Linked DNA regions of Homo sapiens: region 1 is linked to region 2. A link is a loop called in an ENCODE intact Hi-C map of the cell type or tissue named here. Cell type or tissue: Caco-2. All regions are shown on one strand. Links, peaks and the distances in the headings refer to the core of each region. The heading gives the core; the rest is flanking DNA.

Region 1 (9,395 bases), core at 602-8,601, 360 kb before region 2:
AGTCAATGGAAATCCAAGATTTGTTGGGAATTTTTGGAAAATATAACACTAATCAAATGGAGCCTATCAAATGTAGTCAGTTCTCTGTGGCTCAGGCACATTAGAGTGAAAACAGAGAGAAGTGGTTTCTTAACTGCCAAAAATGATCTTTTAGTAGCACATAGAGCAAGGGAGATACTCAAAAAAGAAAAAAAGTAGCACATAACATATTGATTTGGACTCTGCAGACTATAGATCAGCAAGACTGATATTGGTATTAGATAAAATTCTAGGGAAATGTATTAAAAGGATGGTCTGTGATGTAATGACATGGTGACCCTGGGGAGACATAATGATTTCTGGGAGGGAGCATCTGGTTCATTAGAGCACGTGCATCTGGACAGTGCTCATTGCCTTGACTGATGGGTTTACTGGAGAAGTAACAGCAGTGAATAGAGATTTAGCATGGCATTGACCTAGAGTCCCATGACATCCTTGCAGACAGTGGGGAAAATATGCCTATGTTGATGGGTATGAGTTGCTTGCACTGATGTAGCTCTAACATGCAGGTTAAAGGATCCTGGTTGGAGGTCTCTCATGGTCAGACTCAGCACTGAGACTCCCTCCTGTTCCACATTTTCACAGCTAACTGAAGGGGATTTATATGGTACAGAGATCACATCTGTGGGTGCTGATGAAAAGCTGACATTTGCGGTAGGAAGGAGGCTATACATATAGAAAAAATTTTACACCAGTGTGACAGAATTAGAATCCTCAAAGGGCTTTTACAGACTAGCGTGACGGACCCAATCTAATCTGTTGTCTAGGTCTCAGTTTTCTCAGCTGTGAAATGGGGGATCGTGAGATTATCATTCCCATAGGATTGCTGTGGAGATTCAATAAAATAATGGATTAAATGACAATGCATTTAGCCCCACACATAGGCCATGTTTAGCGCTCAGCTATTATTTTCTTTGATACAACTACTAATATAGTTACAGGCAATAAGTAAAACCAAACAAAAGGAAAAACCAAAAAACTCCAGACTTAGAGTCAAAGATCAGCTTCACATATACAAAACCAGGAAGGTGTAACTTAATGGAAATTCATGGGACAAATATCTAAGTGTTTGGACTGACCTTAAGCTCCATGTGAGCCAGAGTGTATCTAACTGTCACTAACATTGCATGTGTGACTTGGATTGCCTACCAGAATTTGTGTCTAGAACAAGAAAAGTAGCAATTTCATTTGCCTATTTGAAGCTCTTTCCAAGGGACCTCTCACCAGAGGGTCCAAGTCCAGAGCTGGGCCACTAACCTTCAGGGAGTCTCATCCCTGGCTGCAAATTAGAATCACCTGGGGAGCTTAGATGACTACCAATGTCTCTGAGCCCTAACCCAAAACAACTAAATCAGAACCCTAGCCACTGCTTTAAATTAAATATTGACCATTAGGAGCTTTTCCTTTAGAAATGTATCCAGGACAGTGATGGGATTTGAAACTCAGCTATCTAAAAAGTGATTATGCAAATATCCAGGATTTATTTAAGAAAGGTGGATGTGTGCCATTAAACAACTGAAGGGCTGAGATGTAGAAGCTAAGATTTACTTTTCCTGTTTTGAAAGGGCAGAACTTGGACACTGCATGAATTAAAGGAAAATAGATAGGTATTAATTTAAAAATAATATTCCAAACTACTAAATTTGCTAGAAAATTAAACGAGTTGTTTTGAGAAATAATTAAATTCCTATGATTGCTGGTGTTCAATGTTTTCCTGACTACTTTCCAGGTATGTTATAGAAGGAAATTGTATGCATAAAAGGAGGCCTTTATGTTTCAATCAGTTAATACCTTTATGATTTTATTAAAAATTCTTATTCTTTTAGCTGATGAAATTGACCACATTCACCAAGCTGTCGAGGGGCAGGCATTGGTAGTTTTTAAAGGCTCGTCAGGTGCCTTGCCACCTCCCAGCAATGTTCTGGTTCCTGACTCCACCTGATTCCCAGAACCCTAGTGATAAGAATGCTGTATGATTAACCAGGGGGTTGTGGAAAACAATCCTCTATGCTCCATTCACACTGTACCTGGGAAAGACTTTAAACAGTTAAGGTAACAAAACCTAGAGATCTAGACAACAGTGTGTGACACAGAATCCTGGAATCCTTGGGAATTTTCTTTGTTTTGACTATTCCAATCTCTAACAGGCCGATTGAATTCTGTTAAAAAAAAAAAACTTTGTGGTAAAAGTCTTCAACATATCACAAAAGATTTTTGATCCTCAGTCAATTACCCATTTATTTGAAAACAGTCAATACAATTGAATTCCAGTGAAATAAAAGGAGTTGGATAGTCCCTTGGAGGTTGTGACAATAGAGGGTTAAATTTTTACTCTGGGGCTCAAAGTCCAGAATACCATCTGCTTAGTCCACCTCTTTCTGTTCCTATTTTTAATGCATTGTTCTTTCTGAACATGAATAACATTTCTGTGCTAATAAATCTGCATTGCTGCAGGTAAATGATTATTAGTTCATCAAAAGGGAGAAAAAGCACCTTAGCAAAGAAGAGAGTTTTATTTCATCCAGGTTATTCATTATTGATCAGAAAACAAGAGCTATCCCATTAATTCTGTGAAATTCCAACTGATCTCTTTGTTTCACCGCCAAAGACTGAGAGGGAGAAGGGCCTTTCCTTTCAACCTTAATCTCAGTCTCAAGTCAATTTGTTTTTAAATTTTAGGAAAAGCCTTTTCAGTCATTAATTGATCTAGTGAATTGGCGGGGGGTGGGGTGGGGCTCTGTTTCCACCTCATTACTCAACATCTTTGTTTTTCTATGTGTTTTCTTTCATTAAACATAACTGTGAAAAGAATTGACTGGTTTTGACCAATGTGGTATGCTATAAAGAATATTAAAATATACCTTCATTATTTGGTTTAGGTTAGATCATTTTGAATCAAAATGGATCCAGAGAAGAGTTTTTAGACCTATAACATTTTGGGTGTTTAACAAATATTTGTTGGGTTAGTGAATAATTCCCATAACATTAAACACAATATAAAAAATTACTGGAGGCAGGGTCTCACTCTGTTGCCCAGGCTGGAGTGCACAAGCACAATCATAGCTCACTACAGACTTGAACTCCTGGGCTCGAGTGATCCTCCCACCTCAGCCTCCCAAGTAGCTAGAACTACAGGCTCACACCACCATGCCCGGCTAACTTTTATTGTTTTGTGGAGATGGTGTCTTGATATGTTGCCCAAGCTGTTCTCAAACCCCTGGCCTCCCAAAGGACTGGGCAAAAAATTATCGTTATTATTATTATTATTATTATTTTGAGGCAGAGTCTCGCTCTGTCGCCAGGCTGAAGTGCAGTGGCACGATCTTGGCTCACTGCAACCTCTGCCTCCCAGGTTCCAGCGATTCTCCTGCCTCAGCCTCATGAGCAGCTGGGACAACAGGCCCGCACCACCACGCCCAGCTAATTTTTGTGTTTTTAGTAGAGGCGGGGTTTCACCATTTTGGCCAGGATGATCTCGATCTCTTGACCTTGTGATCAACCCACCTTGGCCTCCCAAAATGCTGGGATTACAGGAGTGAGCCACCTCGCCTGGCCAAAAAATTATTTTTATATCCACATTTGTCTATGTGATTCACTTTATCCAAGATGAGTTCTACGATTTTGTGGTCTATGCTGTTAGTTGCCTTCCCTTGATCCCTTCTCTCATTTCTCAGGTGCTAACAAAACCCCAATTTTGTTAGGGCAGGGATGTCCCCAGGAAAACATGCTAGCCACTAGGTGGAGCCGGGAGATACAGGTCTAGCCAATGAGAAGAAACCTTAACCTGCTGAAAGCTTCAGAGAAAGCTTTCGGATTTCTTATTAAAGGGGAATTGATAAGGCGCCACCTGTCCCATTTTTCCTGTCTTGAACCCACAACTCAAGCATTCATGTTGTGAAGATGGGGAAAGGGTAAGCAAACTGCAGAGACATTGGCCCTGCCGTGGAAGATCTGCTATTTAGAAAAAAAGTCACAACCCATGATACATGCAGCAGATATGTAGTCTCTAGTAGGCTTGAGGTACTGTTTTGTCCAGAGGCAGGTAACCAAGAAGCTGATGCTTAAATTGTGTTTTCAGTCAAATGAAAGAAGAACATCTTGAATTTATACAATGACTGGGAGAAGGCTTAATGTGTTCTTAGAATTGTAACTCCTATTTGGAGAGATTGCAAAAAGGAGCACCAGGGACAGAACCCTTGGAAGGGCCACAGGTAAGGGGAAGCTAATAATGAAATGAAAACCAAATGCATGCCCCCGTTCTATGCAACTACTGACTTTCTTCCTACAAATGTTAGTTCAAGCCTAAAAGAAATGTGATTAAACTCGAGAAAAAGAAATAACAAAAATTAAATATTTTACTTCTTTATCCTTTTTTCAATTAATAATGTATGAAATGGCCAAGTGCGGTGGCTCACACCTGCAATCCCAGCACTTTGTAAGGCCAAGGTGGGCAGATCACCTGAGGTCAGGAGCTCAAGACCAGCCTGGCCAACATGGTGAAACCCCATCTCTACTAAAAATACAAAGATTAGCCAGGCGTGGTGGTGTGCACCTGTAATCCCAGCTACTTGGGAGGCTGAGGCAGGAGAATCACTTGAACCCAGGAGGTGGAAGTTGCAGTGAGCCAAGATCATACACCACTGCACTCCAACCTGGGTGATAAAGTGAGACTCCATCTCAAGTACTACTACTAATAATATTAATAATGATAATAATAACGTATGAAGCAATATTCAACTGGCAGTAAAGATTGTAGCTGGGTTCTCATCTGGTTGACTCAATGCTTCTATTTCTCTTGATTTCCTTTTCTGATCATTCTATAATCTTTTAGTAGGGAGATGAAATAAGTTCTTTGTTATTGATGATTCATTTAAAGAATCACATTTAATTTCTCTAAAGCAGCAGTGAGCAAACTTTTTCTGCAAAGGATAAATATTTTAGGCTTTGTGGGACACAAGCTCTCGTTGCAACTATTCCACTTTACCGATGTACTGGGAAAGCAGCTCTAGACAATGTATAAATGACTAGGTGTGGTTGTTTTAATAAAATTTTATTTACCAAAACAGGCAAAGAACTAAACATGACCCATGAGTCCAGTTTGTTAACCGCTACTCTAAAGTAACATTAATGTGAAGTTCCAACTATCTGTGTTGGATTAAGCTACTTAGTCCACACTTAAGACATGAGAATCAGTAATTATAGACTCTTAAATTTTTCAAGTTGGAGGGAAACTGACTCAGTAAGAATAAGAAACACACCCTCATTGACAGCAGAGCCAGGCGTGGAATCTGGGGATTTGGGAATCCCAACTGAGTTGCCTCTTCACAGCCATCATTCATTCTACTATTAAAAAAAAATTGTAATGTATAGAAAAATGAGCATGTGATGCCTAATTTCAAAATTCCTTAGGGCTTTTTAAGGAAATATCTTTGTTATATTAAATAGTAAATATTTATGCATGATATTAATGTTAGAAGTTTTTATTGTGATCTTTGTTTTTGTGTTCTAAGAGATTTTATAGGTTAAACACACACAATGTTGTTTAATTGATGCCATCTTTCATTAGGCAGAGCTTACTACCATTTGCAAATTTAATGCTTCTTTCATGACTGAACTGAAGCCTAAAGTTGTAAATAGTGATGTGCAAGGGCCAGCACAGTTCCCATCCTGTCTTCCAGAGAACCTTACATGCATCCCAAAGCCCGGGAGAGAGCAGTCACATCGAGGGTGCATTGCTCATCAGAGTCTTGGGGCCTTCTGGGCAGCGGTTAACCTGGATCTCAAAGAGAAAACTCCTATTTCCAGTATAAAAAGAAGGCAGTATAGGTGGGTGGCTAAGCTGATGAGTGAAAAGCAAGAAAAGAGTGGTATTGAACCTCTGGGTACTGAACAAAACAATGTGGCTATTTGGTTCTAGGCAAAAAGAAAGAGCCAAATGACATTTATGCTCATTTCCTGCTTCCAAACTTACCATGCCCATCCTCAGTACTCAGTCCTTCAGGGCGACATCCCTTCCAAGCTAACAGTTTTACCACTGCCGTCTGTTGGATAGAAACTAAATTTCATCATGATATCTTCTTACAGGACAATTTAAGTAAATCAGAAAGGTTGGAACTAAGCTCTAGTCCCAGTGGGCTCCCAACCACCCATTCAAAGCCAAAGTTCTTGAGAATGACATTTTTTCCCCACATGGGCAATTGGGAACATTGATGGTTACTGTGATTCTAAAATCAGTGTGTCCTGCTTATGTAATAGATGATATAAAAACAGTGCTACGTCAGTGATTTCCAAACTTTCTTTTTTGGTAGCGAGTCATATTCAAACAAAATCTTGAATACGCTGTTCAGTTTGAAGTCAGGACCCATTTCAGCCCCACAGCAGTTCCTGCAGCCTCTCCACAGAAACAAAGCACCGAACAAAGGCCAGTGTGGAAAAACGTACTCAATGGAATTTCTGTGTTTAGAGAAACCCTAGAGAGGATACTTTGTGAATTTCTTTTTCTGTTTAAAAACTTTTTTTTATAAATTGATCTCCAAATCATGAAGCACTTTTCTCCCTCCAAATTTTCGTGTCAATTTTATCATTTCCACAGACAAAAGTTCTGCCAAATTTCTGCAGCTCAGTGAGCCACAATATTATCAGTATTTAGTGTTCCTATCATTCTGGAAGGTGTAGAAGTTAGAGGAATATATACTTGTCCACACAAGGTGGTCTCTGGGGCTGTCTTCTAAAGCCTACCAAGTGCTCATTCATTACTTATTTAAAGATATAGTGTTTTGACACCTGATGGGCTTAAAATTAAATGATTTTCTTGTTTCCCAATAGGGTGTCTATCTCTTGGGGGCAGACCTACTATAAGCAAGAATCAACATTTTTTAAAAGTTAAAAGAATTAACTTATAATGAGAAACATGACAATCACACAGAGCATTCTCTACTATGGTAGATCTACAAGATGTCCTAGCCCATCAGCCTAGAACCAAAAGGAACAGACCTGAAGTCTGAAAAATTAAGTTTATAGAACCATTTCCAAACAAGGAAAAAGCTGAGTTATTATAGAATTTGAAGGAAGGGTGGAATTAAGGTGAACATTAAATGAAGCAGTGCTTTGATAGGCTCAAAACAAAACAAGACTTTGAGTAGAGGATCAATATCAAGTCTGGACCATGACATGGACTTCAGGCCCTGTTTCCTTAAAAACTACTAAGTTAAGATTGATGTTGAATATTGTGTCTAGACACCCCTTATCTGAAGCTCTATAACTGGCTTGGAAATGGAGGCTGCTTCACTGGGTCAAGGTGACTGAGATCCTCCGGGCAAGAATGGAATATTTCATCCTTAATGATACTATTTCAAATGTGACATTTTGATAGTCTATGATGTTAGATAAACTTGTTTCTTCATGAGTAAGAAGGCAGTAATCCTTCAAAGAAGAAGGAAGGTTGCGTGACACTTTATAGCTGTGGTCCTTAGGAGAAACATTGTTTCCCATAAATATTGTTGCTGGCTTTATAATCATGTCTGTTATTCTAAACTGATGGATGACTGGAGGAATGTTTACTTTCTCAGGGGATGGCAAATGGCTCTCTCAGTTAGCTGGCTGAGCATGTGAGCAGTCCGTACGACCAAGATCATTGTTGTCTCCAGCAGTGGAGAGCACCAGGTGAGGATGGCAGCCACACTCACCTCCCATTGACCTTGACCCTTCCGTCTCTCCTGTGCCTCCCTTATTCCTTAAACCCTTCCCTATTTTCCCTGGTGGTGAGATGGGGAAGACGGAGGTGGCAAAAACTTTCTTTTGATACATCCCTCCTTTACATGTGCTAATATTTTCAGTCAAACTTTTCATCTTTTTGTCTTGGTCCCTTTTGCATTATCTTCATAGCTTAATTCTGAGAGGGTAATGGACATCACATCACATTTCTAAATTATTAGGGGACATATCTCATCATTTCCCCTAAAAATTATTTTTAAAAACTGTATATTAGTTCAATACAAGGAAACATAGACCAAATTATCCTTAGTAAATAATTATAGTTTTGGTTGAAGTCACAATTTGGTTGAATTGTAATTTTAGAAAGCAGTAAGATAATCTCATCCAACACATTTGTTTTAGAAATGACATAATGGAAGCCCAGAGAAGCATAATAATGTGTCAAATTTTGAGGGGGCCGCAGAGCCTGGCCAGATATAGAACAGATGTGTTGATTTCTTTATTGTTAGGGTGAAGGTTGCTAGCCAAATATCTAGCTTCCCCTTCAGCTGAATTAAAATAAAATATTGAAAACAACTTCTAAGTAAAACTGACTATCTTATGTTTACTTGGTAACATGGTAGTTTGTTTATTGTGGGTTAACTCTTTGCCTGACTAAATGAAAGTGAAAATGATATTTTCAGCCCTCCAGCACTTTTTTTTAAAAAAGGAGATGCTTCTACATACACACTTTCCTTTTTAAAAATGTATAGAAAAGTTAATAAATGAGTTCACTTTCAAATCAAAGGTTTCTTGATGTGACTTCTACATAATTTTCTGAATTTTCCAAATGAGGTAGATCTGAAATCCCCAGGGCAATTTCTGTTCATGGATAAGCCGGATAAGCCTGGACTTCCCAAGTGATGTCACAGTGAGACTTGAGCTTCGATAACCAAGAACTTCAAGACCAAACCATCATTTCAAGAGATTATCGAGAAAATGAATGTGAGAAGAGCTTGGTGAGATGTTCAACTGAAATAATATAGTCCTGTTTTCCTTAAGTACTTATAATTACATGTTGAAAATGAACTCTAAAAATTTATTGCTATCCAGTGTCTGAATAACCTGAAGAGAACATTGTAAAAACTGTCTAGCAAGATGTTTACAGCAAAATATTTTTAAGTGATGAAAACAATTTGCAAGACAATCTAGATACTACAATTCAAGTTTGGGTAAAAAACAAAAAAAAGAAAAAGAAAAGAAAAGGAAAGAATGGAAAAAAAAATTACCTGTTGGTAGTTGTGAGTATGTGGAAAAAAATATTTTCAAGGCATCAAAACTATCTGGATGGAAACTCCCCGAACTGTTAGATGTAGTTGCCTCTTGGACTATATGACTGAGAAGGCAGGAGATTTTTATTTTTCACTTTATGATCTTTTGTGTTTATATTGGTTGTACTTAGCATTGCCATATTTATAATTTAAAAATTCAATTAGGAAAAGGTTATTCAAGTTTGAAAACATCACGTCTCACTTGATTTATGACTTATTTAGGTTTGAATATAATTAATATTTAGCAAGAATGTGAATGTGAATTGCTTTTAATTTCAGTATCAATGGCTTAGTAAAGCTCTTTCTGATGCATTAAGATGTAAAGAAATTATA
Region 2 (9,395 bases), core at 536-8,535:
ACACAGCCTTCTGAAGTATTCTTAGTGAGATTTTACATATGAGGAAAATGGAACTTAAGATATTTATTCATGTCGCCCAACTAGTAAGTGCCAACAAGGGGAATGGAAGGAAATGGCAAATGGAGCAGCAGAGAATGATTTCTTGGTGTTTGAGAAGGAAATAAACACCAAAAATTTGCAGAGACACCAGTCTAAGGACTGAGTGATTTTCTCCAACTGTGTGATGGAACTGGGGCAGAGGAACAAGGGAGGAAGGGGACTGGACTGATTCGGGGCTGATATTCTACAGTGTGTCATGGAAGGACAAAGGGGCAAAAAAGTTGAGAATTTGGGCAAAAGTATAATCAAGAGAGAGGCTATGGGATCCAGGCTGGAAAGGGGAGCATAAAGCCTGTAGACAATAGGTCAAAATAAAATGAAAGGGTCATAGAAGTGGAGTTTGAAATGATGTCGAAGAGGCAAGTATTTGGGAATTTGGGATTCAGAGAGTCAAAAAACTGAAATAATATGAGACTGATAAAGTTATGGTCAAAGAATAGGAAATTGTAGTTACAGATTTTACATAGGGATCAATTCTGAAAAATCATCAGGTTCAGCATTACCAAAATGAAGTAAAGGTTAATGTAGTTAGACTTTAAAAGCACAAATAATTGAACTAGTATATAAAATGAGATGAATACTTATACATTTATTTATTTATTTACACCTTACTCTAGTCTTTAAAATATGAGGTATAGACTTTTTCTAGTAGTTTTTTTTTTTTTTTAATTTCCATAGGCTATTGGGGAACAAGTGGTATTTGGTTACATGAATAAGTTCTTTAGTGGTGATGTGTAAGATTTTGGTGCACCCATCACCTGAGCAATGTACACTGAACCCAATTTGTAGTCTTTTATCCCTCATCCCCTTACCACCCTTTTCCCCTCAAGTCCCCAAAGTCCATTTATCATCCTTACCGCCTTTTGCATCCTCATAACTTAGCTCCCATTTATGAGTGAGAACATATGATGTTTGGTTTTCCATTCCTGAGTTACTTCACTTAGAATCATAGTCTCCAATACCATCCAGGTTGGTGCAAATGCCATTAATTTATTCCTTTTTATGGCTGAGCAGTATTCCATGGTATATATGTACCACAATTTCTTTATCCACTTGTTGATTGATGGTGTTTGGGCTGGTTCCATATTTTTGCAATTGCGAATTGTGCTGCTGTAAACATGTGTGTGCAAGTATCTTTTTCATATAACGACTTCTTTTCCTCTGGGTAGATTTGGTGAGAGCTTGTCCTCTTTACCTCTGAGTAGATTTGGTGAGATAATGATGGTGAGACAAGCTAGAAAGAAATATGATAAATGAAGAAATATATTGTCAGTAACTGTGCTGGGAACTCATATATTTGGTACATGAAAATGACAAAGGGAAACTGGTTTTGCATGAAGCAGGAATGGAAAACAAGAAAAATTCTGACTTGCCTAATGGTAAGAGGAGTAATGGTGAGTACACAGTCCACACCAGAGAGGACCACAAAGAAGCATCATATCCTGGAAAGAAGGAGCAAGTTTTCTCTATGGCAAGGAGGTAGGATAATCATCATGTGATAAACTCGAGAGTTGTAGGAGACTGGGGACATGATCAAGGTATTGGAGGCAGCACTGGGTGAGAGCACAAGTCGGAAGGTGAGTGACACTGAGTGAGGCCAAGAGAGGAATTGCAAGGTGATATGCGAATGGGAATGAAACTTGCAGTTGACTGATTTTTTTCATTTGTGTCTTCTGCATTTATTTCTTAATTCATGTATTTTATCAGTATGGTCATGGATTTTATACTTTATAATCCAGTATTTTGTTATTTATTTTGTTGGTAAAATTGTTCGGCTTTGGCTATTGGGAGCTATTTTGGTTGGCTCCTGTGTCTCTTTGGCACATCCCCATTGTTTGACGTAGCCCCACTGTTTTGTTTTTTGAGCACAGCCTTACACTCTGGCATGACAAGATGTTCCAGGCTTATCTTGTATATTCTTTCCATTGGCCCTGGGATCCATCATTTCTCCCAAGAACTCTAGTTGCTTATATTGGAGAACGGCATTAGAAACCAGAATTTGGATGCTAGGTGTGCTTGCTGTTGCTGGGGTGTCGTGGATAGGCCCTCTCAGCAGACAGAGCTAGAAAATACATGCACACTAACCCACATATATATGCATATCTGTAATTAGTTCTATATCTATTCATCTGTGTCTATGTTAAGCTAGATATCAGTTCATTCTGATGTCTCCAGATCTAATCCAACATGGTTCATGGTGGCCTTTCTCCTCACTCAGCTGTAACCTTTCTCTCCAACAGTGAAAAGCCCTGGCTCCCATAATCTGCCATCCATTTTTTGTTTGTTCAATTGCAGTACACATGTACAGAAGTTTCAGAATTAACTCACACCCTCATGAGAAACAACCTTGCCAACTAGAATACAACATTTATGTACAATTCCTTTTGTCCTTAGTCTTGTAGTTTCCCGTCAAAGCACCATTTCCCAGTGTGACTTAGGTCAGCCATTTTTTCTCCCCCACTCCCACTGGTTGATTTTTAAACTGCCTTATTTATGTTTGGATATGTCATTATCAAACCATTTTCTACTCCATTTCTAAGTGTTGGCTTCTAGAATTTTAATCAGCCTAGCTTTTTTTAGCTTAATTTTTTAAAAAGCAACATGTTCCCTCATTTTCTCTCTTTTAAGGATATACTACAGTCATATCAAGCATGAAATTCTATCTTTCCTAGCTCATTAATAAATATAAACAAAATACTATTGGAAAAAGACTGTTACAGGTAGATGTGATAGAAGCTGGCTAGAGTGAGCAGGTTCACAAGAATCCTTGTGCAGGCAGAAAGTGTGACTCCTGGAGGCAGAGAAAAGGAGTGAAAGACTTGGAAGAGGTCTTCAATGATGGTTGAGGGTGAAATTAGCACACTGCCTTTCTTCAGTGCTATGTGCCTTAGGAGGAAATTAGGCAACAGGAAATGTGAGTGGTTCCTGACTTTCCAGAAGGTCAAATGTGACAATGGAGACTTTCCAGTACCATCAAGAGAGGATAGTGGAACTATTTCCACCAACAAGGGGGCTCTAACTGAGGGGAATTTTGATCTAACTGAGGGGAATTCCTAGCCACTTTAAAGATTCAGCTCACAGCATGGATGCCTGGGGAACTGGGAAGGTAAACACATAAGTGGGTATGCACTATCATTTTGCACACTACTTTGAAATGGCAGGTGTGTTTGAAGTAATCCATTGAAAGGCAAATTTTGCTTTCCCAGTCATAAACCAACATTCCACAGAGACCTAGGCTGTAGGATTACAGTAACTTTGATGTCCAAGAAATAGTCATAAAAATACCTTTAATAATAGAAACTTAAGGGATCTTTGTCATTTGACCTTCTGGTTCCTGATCATGAGACAAGCTAGGGCGGAACTTGTAAAAAAAAAAAAAAATCGAGGTACAAAATTGTTGGGATTTACCCGATTTTTAAAAAATGGAAAAATGTAAAGTCACATGTTTTAGGGTCATCTCGTTAGACTACAAAGTCAACAGACCTGGAATTCCGTTCAACTGAACATATATGATTAATGAGTGCCAACAACAAACATTCTGCTAGGCTTCAGGGCTTTCTTTCTTTTGAGATGCAGTCTCGCTCTGTTGCCAGACTGGAGTGCGGTGGCACAATCTCAACTCACTGCAACCTCTGCCTCCCAGATTCAAGCAATTCTCCTGCCTCAGCCTCCCAAGTAGCTGGGACTACAGGCACATGCCACCACACCCAGCTAATTTTTGGAGTTTTAGTGGAGACAGGGTTTCAACATGTTGGCCAGGATTGTCTCCATCTCTTGACCTCGTGATCCACCTGCCTTGGCTTCCCAAAGTGCTGGGATTACAGGCATGAGCCACCGTGCCTGGCCAGGGCTCTCACATAAAAGTGATTCAAACACAACAGTGCACATAGGAGCTTACAATTCAGTCAAGGGAACATGAACAATACACACACAGATAATGGTTGCATAGACTTCATGGTGAAGGTAGCCTTGGGGATGGGCCTAAAAAATGAATAGGATGTCACAAGGTGGAGATGAGAAGGAAAGCACTTCAAGCCAACTGACCAACAAAGCACAGATGTAAAAAATGCATGGTATTTGAGGGCAGGGTCAGTAGTCCAGTTTGGGGGTAGTAGTGGTTTTCAGAGTGTGATTCCCAGAGCATCTACTTCAGCATCACCTGAGAACTTGTTAGAAATGCAAATTCTCAGGTTTCAACATCTGACCCAGTAACTGCACCCTTAGGCATGTATTTCAAGAGAGATGAAAACCTATGCCCATGTAAAAACTTGTGCATGAATCTTTATAATAGCATTATTCATAATAGTCAGAAAGTAGTAGCAACCCAACTGTCCATCAACTGATGAATGGATAAATAAAATGTGATATATCCATACAGTGAAATATGATCCAACTATACAAAGGAATGAAATAATGATACATGTTACAATATGAATGAAATTTGAAAACATAGTAGTAAGTGAAAGAAGCCAGACACAAAGGACCACATATTATGTAATTCATTTTATATGAAATGTCAGAATAGGTTAATATATAGAGAGAAACAGTAGATTAGTGGCTTCTGGGGGCTGGGGACAGGGAGATATGGGAAGTGGCTACTATGGGTGTCTTTTAGGGTGATGAAAATATTCTAGCATTAGATAGTGGTAATAGTTGCAGAACCTTGTAAATATACTACAAACTACTAAATTGTACCTTTTGAGAGGGTTACCATTATGGTATGTGAATTATGTCACAATTAAATAAAAAAAGAAAGGAAAAGTATCATGTCTCACCTGAGTTCTCATGAATTGGAAGCCCAGGTGCTGGGGTCCTACAGCCTGCATGTCTATACCCCTCCAGGGGATTCTGATGCACACTACAGTATGTGACCACCTGGCTAGAGCAATGGGTCTCAGTCCTGGTCAGACATTATTATTAAATAGGAAATTTTTTTTAAGTATCAATTTCCTGGGCCCCACATCCAGAGATCTGATTCACTGGGCCAGGGAATCAGTGTTTTTCAAAAGCTACTCACATGAACCTCTTGTGTACCACAGTTGAGATCCACCAGTCTAAAGCCTAAGGCATGTGTATGTGGATGCTGGAGAGAGAGATTAGAGCCTCACTTTAGAAAGCCTTGATAAACAGCCTTGAGTGGAAGGAGATCATTAGTTCTGTATATTAAGATTTTTCTGGCAAAATGGGGAGAAAGGAATTGGCATGTGTAGACACTGAAGGCCATATGATCAGTTAAGAAATCTGGACAAGCGAAAGGAATCAAGGGTCGAAAGCAGAGTTGTGGTGATGGCAGGGAAAAGGAAGGAGTGAGAGAAATGGAGAAAGACACACAGGCTGTGAAAACAAACAGGACCGGGACCCCCTCAGTCCGGTCCTATTTGTTTTCACAGTCTGTGTGTCTTTCTCCATTTCTCTCACTCCCTCTCAGAGTGAGGAGTCGAAGTTGCCTTCAGAGTTGAGTCTAGGTGACTAGACAAAGGTAACATCGTCAAAACAAATAAGGAAACCAGGGCCAACGCGGTGGCTCACGCCTGTAATCCCAGCACTTTGGGATGCCGAGGCGGGAGGATCACGAGGTCAGCAGATCGAGACCATCCTGGCTAACACGGTGAAACTCCGTCTCCACTAAAAATACAAAAAAAAATTAGCCAGGCGTGGTGGCGGGCGCCTGTAGTCCCGGCTCCTCGGGAGGCTGAGGCAGGAGAATGGCGTGAACCCGGGAGGCGGAGCTTGCAGCCTGGGCGACAGAGCGAGACTCCGTCTCAAAAAAAAATAAAAAATAAAAAAATAAGGAAACCAAGGGTTTCTGCTGGTGTTTTGGTGTGAAAGAATGAGAAATACAGGACAAAGGGGAAAGTTTGAAGGGTAAAGGTGAGAATAAAATAAGGATCATCCAGGACACACCTACTTTTAAAACAAAACAACAGCTGCAACTATTCCACGAGCAAATCAGATTCTGCCCAATTTCTCTGAAATTAGCATTAGCATTGCAAATATAAGATTAAATCAATTATGGGAGCTTTTATTAGTTTCTAGTGTTGCCATAACAAATTATTTCAAACTTAGTGGCTTAAAACAGCATAACTTTATCTTAGGTCAGATGGCTGACACAGGTCTCCACTGGGCTGAAATCAAGGTCTGGGCAGGACTGCATGCCTATTAAGAGGGTCTGGAAAAAAAATCCGTTTCGTTGCCTTTTCCATCTTCCAGAGGCCACCTGTATTCCGTGGCTGATGGACCCTTCCTCCATCTTTAAAGCCAGCAATAGTGAGTTGAGCTTTTTCATAGTTCAGCACTTCGACTTCCTCATCTGCCTACCTCCTCCACTTTTAAAGGACCCTGTAATTACACTGGAACCACCCACAATAATCTGGGTTAATCTCCCTATTTTAAGTTCAGCTGATTAGCAACCTTAATTCCAACTCCAACCTTCATTCCTCTTTGCCATGTAATGTAATATAATCACAGATTCTGAGGTTTAGGATGGGCATCTTTGGAGGTCATTATTCTGCCTACCACACAGCCATTTCATATTTTTAGACTCACTATACAAATTCAATTTCTGCCTTCCAGATCTGTTCTAGTATTCCATAATGTGCATGAAACTATGTTCCTTTTTACAGCAGCTTTACTCAATGGTAGTGGAACTTACAACAAGCCAGATAACAGTAGGGTATCACCAATAGCTTACAGTTCAATACTAAGGAATAATATTAACTTAAGAGTGTGCCTATAAACAAATTGCAAAGGATTTCTTTCTTTTATCATAGAAATCAAGAAGTTTCTGAATCACTTTCAGTTTTACCTCTACTTTTGTCCAGTTTATGAGACTTACATTAGTTTGCTTGGCTGTAGTAACAAAGTGCCATGGATTGGGTGGCTTAAAAAACAGGAATTTATTTTCTCATAGCCTGGAGGCTGGAAACCTGAGATCAAGGTGTCTGAGGGCTATGGAGGAAAGATCTGCTCTACGCCTCCCTCCTTGGCTGATAGACATCTGTCTTCTCCCTGTGTCTTCATAAAGCATTCCACCTTTATATGCCTGTATCCAGATTTCTTCTTATAAGGGCACCAATCATATGGGATTAGGGCCCATACTCTAATTTAATTACTCCTTAAATGCCCTATTTCCAAATCCAGTTACATTCCAAAGTACTAGGGATTAGGACTTTGACACTTGAATTTTTGTGTGAGAGACACAATTCAGCCCATAACGTAATAGGACAATGAGGTATTATCCATAATAAGATAAACCTGTTACAAAATGAGCATCATGTTCTGACACCAATGGTTAGTGGCTGCCTTACAGTATCTTTTGGGAAGGATTCTGACGGCATATATAGCTCAGTTAGAAAGAGCACTAAGATCAACTAGCAATGACCCCATGGACGCCAGCTGGTGAGGTGGCAAGCGATGTGCTGCAGATTTGCAAACCTTCTCATGGCTCAGTTGCCACACAGGCAATGAGAGATTCTTTTGCTAAGTACAGAGTAGGCTACTATCAGGAAAGATAAAATTGGATGCTGATGGACTGAGCCATCAGCTACATTATAACCTGGAATTTATTGTCCCACCTCCACTCTAAGTTTGGAATGTTGTTATTTGTACTATATGGTTCCAGACTGACCAGTGTCTAAATGCTTAAATAATAATTTGAAAACCTGCCTAAGGAATATAAGGTATTAATATGAATTATTTATCAATAAAGGATGCCTTTTATAGGAAAATGAAATCATTAGAGAAGGTAGTTATTACATTGTTTTGACTTTATACAGCATGGATTCATTTAACAATAATACACTTAGACATGGCCCATAAAAAAGAATTGGCTGTAAAACTATCAGGAGACCTGATACTGTTTTCATTAAAAATGACAAACCATCATTATTGAAGGATGAATATGATTTTTATAAGAGTAACTGTGTGAAAATTTTGACTGAGCTATAGTCCCCAGAATGGTTCAGGGTACCTTTATAGTATCAAAACTCTGCCAATAACTATCACAGCTTCAAACCAGCCACTTAGCAGGCAGATTCCTGAGAGTGTATCGGCAGGAGAATTTTTTTTTTTTTTTTTTTTTTTTTTGAGATGGAGTCTTGCTCTGTCGCCCAGGCTGGAGTGCAGTGGCAGGATCTCGGCTCACTGCAAGCTCCGCCTCCCGGGTTCACGCCATTCTCCTGCCTCAGCCTACCGAATAGCTGGGACTATGGGTGCCCGCCACCACGCCCGGCTAATTTTTTGTATTTTTAGTAGAGACGGGTTTTCACCGTGTTAGCCAGGATGGTCTCGTTCTCCTGACCTCGTGATCCACCCGCTTGAGCCTCCCAAAGTGCTAGGATTACAGGCATGAGCCACCGCGCCCGGCCATCAGCAGGAGACTTTAAGACAATTTGGGTTAGAGCCTTATCCAAATTATCGCAGTCATACATCTCTAGTCTCATGCCACTGGTAACCCAAAGAGATGGCAAAAGGAGAAGGGCTGAGACTCAGCACCTTTCACTAGCAGGAGCCAATTCTGTTGGCATTCCTGATGTTTCAAGACCCACATCAACAGACTCCGAGAGAGTTTCCAAGATAAACTGGAACGTATGCTGGATGTACTTTTAACCACAGAAGTTAGTCTTTACTGAGAAGTATGTAGCAAGAGCAAGCTGACTTCTGCCACTCTGTTCAAGATCCTGGGGACAGTGTCATGTGAGGCTGGAGCACAAGAGAACTAGTGTTACATTGCCAGGTGGGCCAACATTAAAGCGCCCTGTCAGGGTGACCTGACCACAGTGGAACCAGGACTGATGAGAGTTACCAAGAGAGCAGCATAAATGATCCCTCCTCTCCAGTCTCTCAAATGAAGGAAGAGAATCTCTTGGCAGTTCTCATCATTTTAAGTTCACAAGTAATATATAAATATGCATCATTGTGAAGAATATGAATTACTTTTAAATGTCAACACATAAATGCAAACAATTTAAACTATATAAAATGCCTTCTTCCTGACTTTCTTAATCTTATTCTTTTTCATAGATTTAACCATTTTTTTCAGTTGTGTGGCTATTCCTCCAAATCTATAGTTTATACATTTACAGATAATATTTATATTATAATATTTTATATATCTCATATAATATATACTTATATATGACATATATCATATAATGATATATAAATATATGAATAAAAATATGTATTATATAGTAAATATATTAAATAAAAATATAAATGTCTATATAAATATATATGAAAAAATTATAGATTTTTAAATATATATGTATGTATGTATATAAAACATTTTACCTATT

What was found. Hi-C counts contacts between places; a loop is a spot of excess contacts. Peaks named below come from ENCODE experiments on the same cell type or tissue, not always from the same donor. Only the 100,000 strongest peaks of a DNase experiment are listed, where the experiment ranks them.
Region 1: it touches region 2 in a loop (14-fold over the local background); 5 of 110 quality-filtered maps call a loop at or near these places.

The regions. Positions count from the first base shown.
Region 1 is chr6:137,658,039-137,667,433 of GRCh38, forward strand. It overlaps LINC03004 (long intergenic non-protein coding RNA 3004), which reads left to right and starts at 7,608. Exons shown (of 4, transcript NR_125867.1): 1 at 7,608-7,701. In Caco-2, for the core only: CTCF peaks have their summits at 3,746 (motif pointing right) and 3,962; DNase peaks (open chromatin) are centred at 1,973, 2,713 and 3,763.
Region 2 is chr6:138,014,340-138,023,734 of GRCh38, forward strand. It overlaps LOC105378021 (a long non-coding RNA gene), which reads right to left. Exons shown (of 3, transcript XR_943062.2): 3 at 1,207-1,333. Among named protein-coding and RNA genes, the nearest start is that of SIMALR, 73 kb to the left of the region's middle. In Caco-2, for the core only: no CTCF peak of the experiment used is centred there; DNase peaks (open chromatin) are centred at 3,202, 3,702 and 4,152.